2 separate regions of the Mus musculus genome follow, and region 2 is linked to region 1. Evidence: chromatin contacts called from ENCODE Hi-C or POLR2A ChIA-PET data. All regions are on one chromosome and are shown on one strand. Each heading gives the region's core, a stretch centred on a gene start or an enhancer-like site at or near the end of the contact. The rest is flanking DNA. Distances are from core to core; before and after follow the strand shown. Region 1 holds the start of Oga (O-GlcNAcase). Region 2 holds the start of 4930505N22Rik (RIKEN cDNA 4930505N22 gene).

What was found. A loop is a pair of places that touch in the nucleus more often than their neighbours do. ChIA-PET counts read pairs that join two places held with the same protein, here RNA polymerase II (POLR2A).
Region 2: a map of T-helper 2 cell shows a loop between it and region 1 (3-fold over the local background). The contact joins the promoter of 4930505N22Rik here to the promoter of Oga in region 1. A Hi-C loop is called at or near these places in 2 of 37 maps with a recorded cell type or tissue (T-helper 1 cell and T-helper 2 cell). POLR2A ChIA-PET finds 5 or more read pairs at or near these places in 3 of 5 experiments (Patski and embryonic stem cell).

The regions. Positions count from the first base shown.
Region 1 is chr19:45,781,973-45,784,899 of GRCm38, reverse strand. Oga (O-GlcNAcase) reads left to right here and starts at 1,347. Exons shown (of 16, transcript NM_023799.4): 1 at 1,347-1,968. The coding sequence starts at 1,770.
Region 2 is chr19:45,996,686-45,999,456 of GRCm38, reverse strand. 4930505N22Rik (RIKEN cDNA 4930505N22 gene) reads right to left here and starts at 1,320. Exons shown (of 2, transcript NR_152221.1): 1 at 738-1,320. Armh3 (armadillo-like helical domain containing 3) reads left to right here and starts at 969. Exons shown (of 26, transcript NM_198296.2): 1 at 969-1,041.

The sequences.
Region 1 (2,927 bases), core at 98-2,597:
CACGCGCTCTGGGGGTACTGGTTAGTTCATATTGTTGTTCCACCTATAGGGTTGCAGACCCCTTCAGCTCCTTGGGTGCTTTCTCTAGCTTCTCCATTGGGGGCCCTGTGTTCCATTTTATAGACTGTAAGCATCCACTTCTGTATTTGCCAGGCACTGGCATAGCCTCATACAAGAGACAGCTATAACAGGGTTCCTTCAGCAAAATCTTTCTGGCATATGCAATAGTTTGACTACTTTCTTAACATTGAACATGAGAGGTTTGTTCCCAAACAGGGCAGATTTTTTTTTTTTTTTTTTTTTTTTAGTCTTTTTGAGACAGGGTTTCTCTGTATAGCCCTGGCTATCCTGGAACTCACTTTGTAGACCAGGCTGGCCTGGAACTCAGAAATCCGCCTGCCTCTGCCTCCCAAGCGCTGGGATTAAAGGTGCGCCACCATCGCCTGGCTGGCAGATCCCTTAAGGAACCAAAATGTCAAGTGTACTCTGAGGCAAGCCCTTAGAGTACAGGAGGCAAGCCCTTAGAGGCAGGGTTTCCTTGGAAATGCTGATGCTAAGGCTAAAAGGGTCATGTCCCTTACGCACACCGCACACTCTCCATCGCCATAACAAACTCGCCTTCCACTCTCTTCTACTTTTATTAGACGTTTGTTTTCCCTGTGCTTGGAATGCAGTCTTTCTTCTCCATACGTAGTCTGGTGAATTTCATACCACAGCCTCTCCCAAAACAAACGTAGGGCTCAATCAGGCAGAGACGTAACAGCAGGTTTTAACCATATTATGAGGTCATAATGGTCCCAACAGCCCAGGATGAGGCAAACTCAATAAAACAGTTGACTGCTCAATTTAAAACACGGTTAACTCCGAAGACAGGATAGAAGAAACAATGAGTCAGGACAGAGGCGTGAGCTGAGCTCCTTGGCATGGTGTCTTCACAGAAGCAGACGTGGGTCAGGCAGCCCCGATGAGCCAAACTGGTACAACAATCTCCAAAGTAGGTCAGTGTCTCCTACCACTTTAAGAACTAGAAGTATCGTCCCGGCGCCTGCGCATTGAGAGGGTAAACACCTCCTTTCCGCCCCCCCCCCCCCCCTTCCTCCCAAACTCCCCGGCCGGCCGCATTCTCCCATGTTCCCCTCCTCCGGGTGGGGTAATGGTCCGACCCAGAGTGTGGCGCTCATCCCGGAGGGTGGCGAGCCAAAATGGTACGTCCCACCGCCGCACACCTCCGCGGTGTTCACGGCGCCCTTTGTCCTTTTTCTCCCCTAGCAAATAAAGCGCAATGGGCTTATCCCAAGGAAAGGCGGGGGAGCCGGGCTGGGGACCGGTCTGAGCCGGTCTGTAGCGCAGGCGCAGTGCGGATAAACAGGAAGCGGGCGGCAGAGGCAGCGGCAGGAGCTGCTTAGGGACTCCGGTGGGGGAAGAGAGCCGGAGACGCCGGGCTGTCCGGAGGGCGGCGGGCGTGGAGGACGAGCGAAGGCGCCTCCTCGGTCCTCCTTCCGTGGAGACGCGGCGGCTGCCTCGCCCTCCGCTTAGGCTCCCGGCTCCCAGCGCGGGGCGAGGCAGCGGCTGACAAAGGGCTCGAGCCGGTGCCGCCGCCCTTCTCATCCGGGCACTCCGGGCCCCCGCCGAGAGGAAGGGGGAAGGGCGGAGGGGGAGGGGAAGGAGCCCCGGAGGCGCGCGTTCGGAGCCGCGGCCCCTTTGCAGGGCTCCGGGCCTTTGGCCCAACGGACCGAGGCCGAAGGGGAGCGGTGGCCGGCGGCAGGAGGATGGTGCAGAAGGAGAGCCAGGCGGCGCTGGAGGAGCGGGAGAGCGAGCGCAACGCCAACCCTGCCGCCGCCTCGGGGGCTTCGTTGGAGCAGTCGGTAGCTCCCGCCCCCGGAGAAGATAACCCATCGGGAGCCGGGGCTGCGGCCGTGGTCGGGGCGGCCGGAGGGGCCCGCAGGTTCCTGTGCGGTGTCGTGGAAGGTGAGTTGGCCTTCCAGTCCCGCGTAGGTGTTCAGCCTCCGTCCCCGGGAGGGGCGTGCTGGTGACTTTTCCCGCAGTTCCCCGCCCCCAGGACGGGAGGCGTCCGTCATTGCTCACACGGGGTTACGGGGAGGAGACAGACGGTGGGCACACTTCTTTACCCTCCGCTATGTCACGGCTTCGGCGACTCCGGGCTATGGAGGAGCCTGACCCCACCCTCCTCTGGCTTAGAGCCACACAGATTTGTCGGAGGAGGAGGCGGTGGCAAGGAAGGAGCCTGTGGTCCGGCTGTGGGCTTCACTTCTTTGTACCTTGGGATCTTAGTCCGCAGAGATGCCTGCTTTCAGTTGAAATTTGTGCAGCGCTCCCATCCCCCGCCCCTATCCTTGTAAGGGGAAAAAAAATCAGCCCTCACAGGCACGTTTTTACCCGTGAAGGAGCGCAGTCAGCTTATTATATTACAGATTCCTTCAGGCTTAGGAAATTGTTTTGTTTTTATTTTTATTTATTTATTTTTGTTAGCCTGTAAGCCTCCTTCACCTCTTAAGACTCACTTGTAGCCCAGAAAAGTATCATCCTTTAACAATTGCTGTTTTTTTGACTTGGGAGTGTGTGTAAATACCAGTATATCATATCTCAGAGCATCTGTTATGTGGAGTTAGAATTCAGTGAAAGTCTTAATTTCTGTCTTCTCATTTACAGTTGAAAAGGACGAGGGCGTTTTGATAGTAAGGGAAGATGCCGGAAGATCTTAATTACAATTTCTGAAATAGAATGGGTGGATACCGAGCTCAGGAAAGCTTAGTTCTTCCCTAAGCACTCCGTAATTTGAGTTTTCTTATGGATTTTTTTGTTTGTTTGATTTTTGTTTTGTTTTTAGTGGCAAACTCAACGTTTTCTAGTTTCTTTCTCTATTATTATTATTATTATTACTGGGGAATATAAAAACTAGTACTCAG
Region 2 (2,771 bases), core at 71-2,570, 210 kb before region 1:
CAAATCATTTACCCCGATTATTCAAGGCATGGCTCCTTCCTCCCTCCCCTTTCTCCCTCTCTTCCATTTCCTTCTCTTTCTCTCCCCTTGTTTTTTTTTTTTTAATGTGTATGGATGCTCTGCCTTTATCTATGTGTACTTTGTGTGTGCCTGGTGCCCATAGAGGCCAGAGAAAGATGGGAGTTACAGGAATATGGGAGTAACAGACAGTTCTGAGTGCTGGGAATTGAACCTGGGACCTCTGTGAAAATAGCCAGTGTTCTTAATTGCTAAGCCATATCTCCAGTGTGTCTCTGTGACTGTATCTCTCTGTCTCTCTCCGGTGGATCTCTGAGTTTGAGGCCAGCTTGGTCTACAGAGCAAGTTTCAGGACAGCCAGGGCTACACAGACTTTTTCTCGGAAAACCTAAAAAAAAAAAAAAAAAAAAAGACAAGGTTTCTTGTTGCACAGGCTGCCCTTGAATTTGCTATAAAGATGGAGCTAATCTTGAACCTCTCATCCTCCTATCTCTGGTTCCCAAGGGTTGGGATTAACAGACGTGACACATCGTGCATGGCTATGTATATTCTTCTAGACTGCAGCTCCTCGCTCTCACCTGTGCTGGATAATTTTTTGTCAGCTTGATACAGGAATAATCATCCGAGAGAAGGGGACCCCAAATGAGAAAATACCTCCATAAGATTGGGTTGTAGGCTGGTCAGAATTTAAAATAACGAAAACAGCAACAACAACAAACCTCTACTAGAGCCGATTTAAAGCCAGTGACTTCAGGTGAAGGGCTAGTTCTCTCGCGGTGTCTGTTGGGAGTTGTAGTTTTTGCGATGCTTGCTGGGAATCGTGGTCTGAACCCGCTTCAGGAAGAGGGCGTGAAAGAACCTGAAGAGCGGAGGGTTTTAGGACCCGGCGGGGAGCGGCGGCCTGGGGGAAAAGTGTCGGGAGGTCGGGAACGCGCCCGTGATTCCGGAGCAGTGGCGGCGTCGCCGGAGTCGGGAGCGAGCAGGCCTGCGAGCTGCTAGGGTGCTAGAGAAGCCGGGGGCTCGGTAAGCGGCGCGGGCCCTGCCGGGTCCTCGAACCTGGCCGACCTCTGCGGGTCCGCCCTACTAGGCCTGGACGCAGAGGCGGCCCTGGGGGCGGGGCCTGAGTGTGCCGCGGCGACACGGGTGACAGAGCAAGGGGAGGGCTGCGGTTGCTGGGGCCGCTTGCTGTGGGAGGGTCGGGCCTGGGACCTCAGAGTCCGCCTCGCTGCCTTCGATCGCCCGCTACCGGCTGGGTCCGGCCTCTCGGAGGTCCCGCTGGGGCCTCGGGGACGCCGAGGCGCTGACCTTTGACCCCAGCGCGGGGCTGACCCCGAGCCGGTCGGCTCCTGGTGGAAAGCTGCGCCTCGGACGGGAGGTGGCCGGTCCCCGTGAAGTGTTCAGATGCCGGGTCCTGCGCTCTTCCGTTTTTAGCACCCACTTTTTGCAGAGTTAATAAACCCACTGCGCTTTCATGCGAGGAGTGTGTGCCAGCCAGGAAACCCACCCCTTCCCTCGTACGGTGAAGAATGATAGTCACTGGGGAAGTTGTCCCTGGCTAATGGGACAGTGGATATACTTCAGCCATGTCCTAATAAAATGTTGCGGGACTATCGGAACCTCCCCAACTTTTCTTTCTAGAAAAAGTTTTAAACTTAAGTGCATTTTCCTTGAAAATAGGGCAAGCATGGTGTTTAAACATGGCTAGTGTTAGAGCCATCATATGTGTAGCCTTAGGGCCCCTGGCCGGTTCAGAACTAGCTATGTAGACCAGGCTAACCTCGAACTTGTAGCGATCCTTCTGATTCTCCCTCCCAAATGCTGTGATTTCAGTGTACCTCACCAAGCTAGGCTTATCTCCTGCCCATGATTTAGGACAGAGTGACTTGAAATCTTCTTTGGTATGTTTTTGACTGAATGTTGTATGTATGGTCGTTTCCATGGAAACGCTTTCAAGATAGCAGATCTAAGAAAGGTTTTGATAACTTCTCTTCCAATAGTTAAGGAAGTCATTCTTTTCTTAATGAATTAGCAAGCCTTTAATGTGTTCTTATTATGACAGTCATTGTACCTTGTCATGTTTACATTTTTTTGCCTCCCAAGACAGGGTTTCTCTGTGTAGCCCTTGCTGTTAACTCTCTTTGTAGACCAAACTGGCCTCCAACTTAGACCTGCCTGAAATACACATTGAGTTCAAGGCCAGCCTGAACAGCTTAGCGCGGGCTCACACACACACACACACACACACACAATAAAAACAAAACCCAAAAAACTAAAACCAAAACCCACCAAAAATGAAAACAAACCCTGGATAACAACTTAGAACCCAGAATCTGGGATGCGGAGGTGGCTCAGAGGTTTAAGAGCACTTCCTGCTTTTTCAGAAGATCCAAATATGGCTTCCAGCTCCCACACTAGCTAGCTCCTGGCTCACAGGTACCTGTAACTGGCTTCTGTGGGTACTTGCACTCAAACACACATCCACACACAGACACACATATTAAAAAACAATAGCATGGGGTTGGAGAGATGGTTCAGTGGTTAAGAGCACTGACTGCTCTTCTAGAGGTGCTGAGTTCAATTCCCAGCGACCACATGGTGGCTCACAACCATCTGGAATGGGATCCGATTCCCTCTTCTGCTGTGTCTGAAGACACCTACAGCTACAGTATACTCATATAAATAAATCTTTAAAAAAACACAACAACATTAAAAAAATCAGGAAAAATAATAACAGAAACCAACCCAGAATTTGG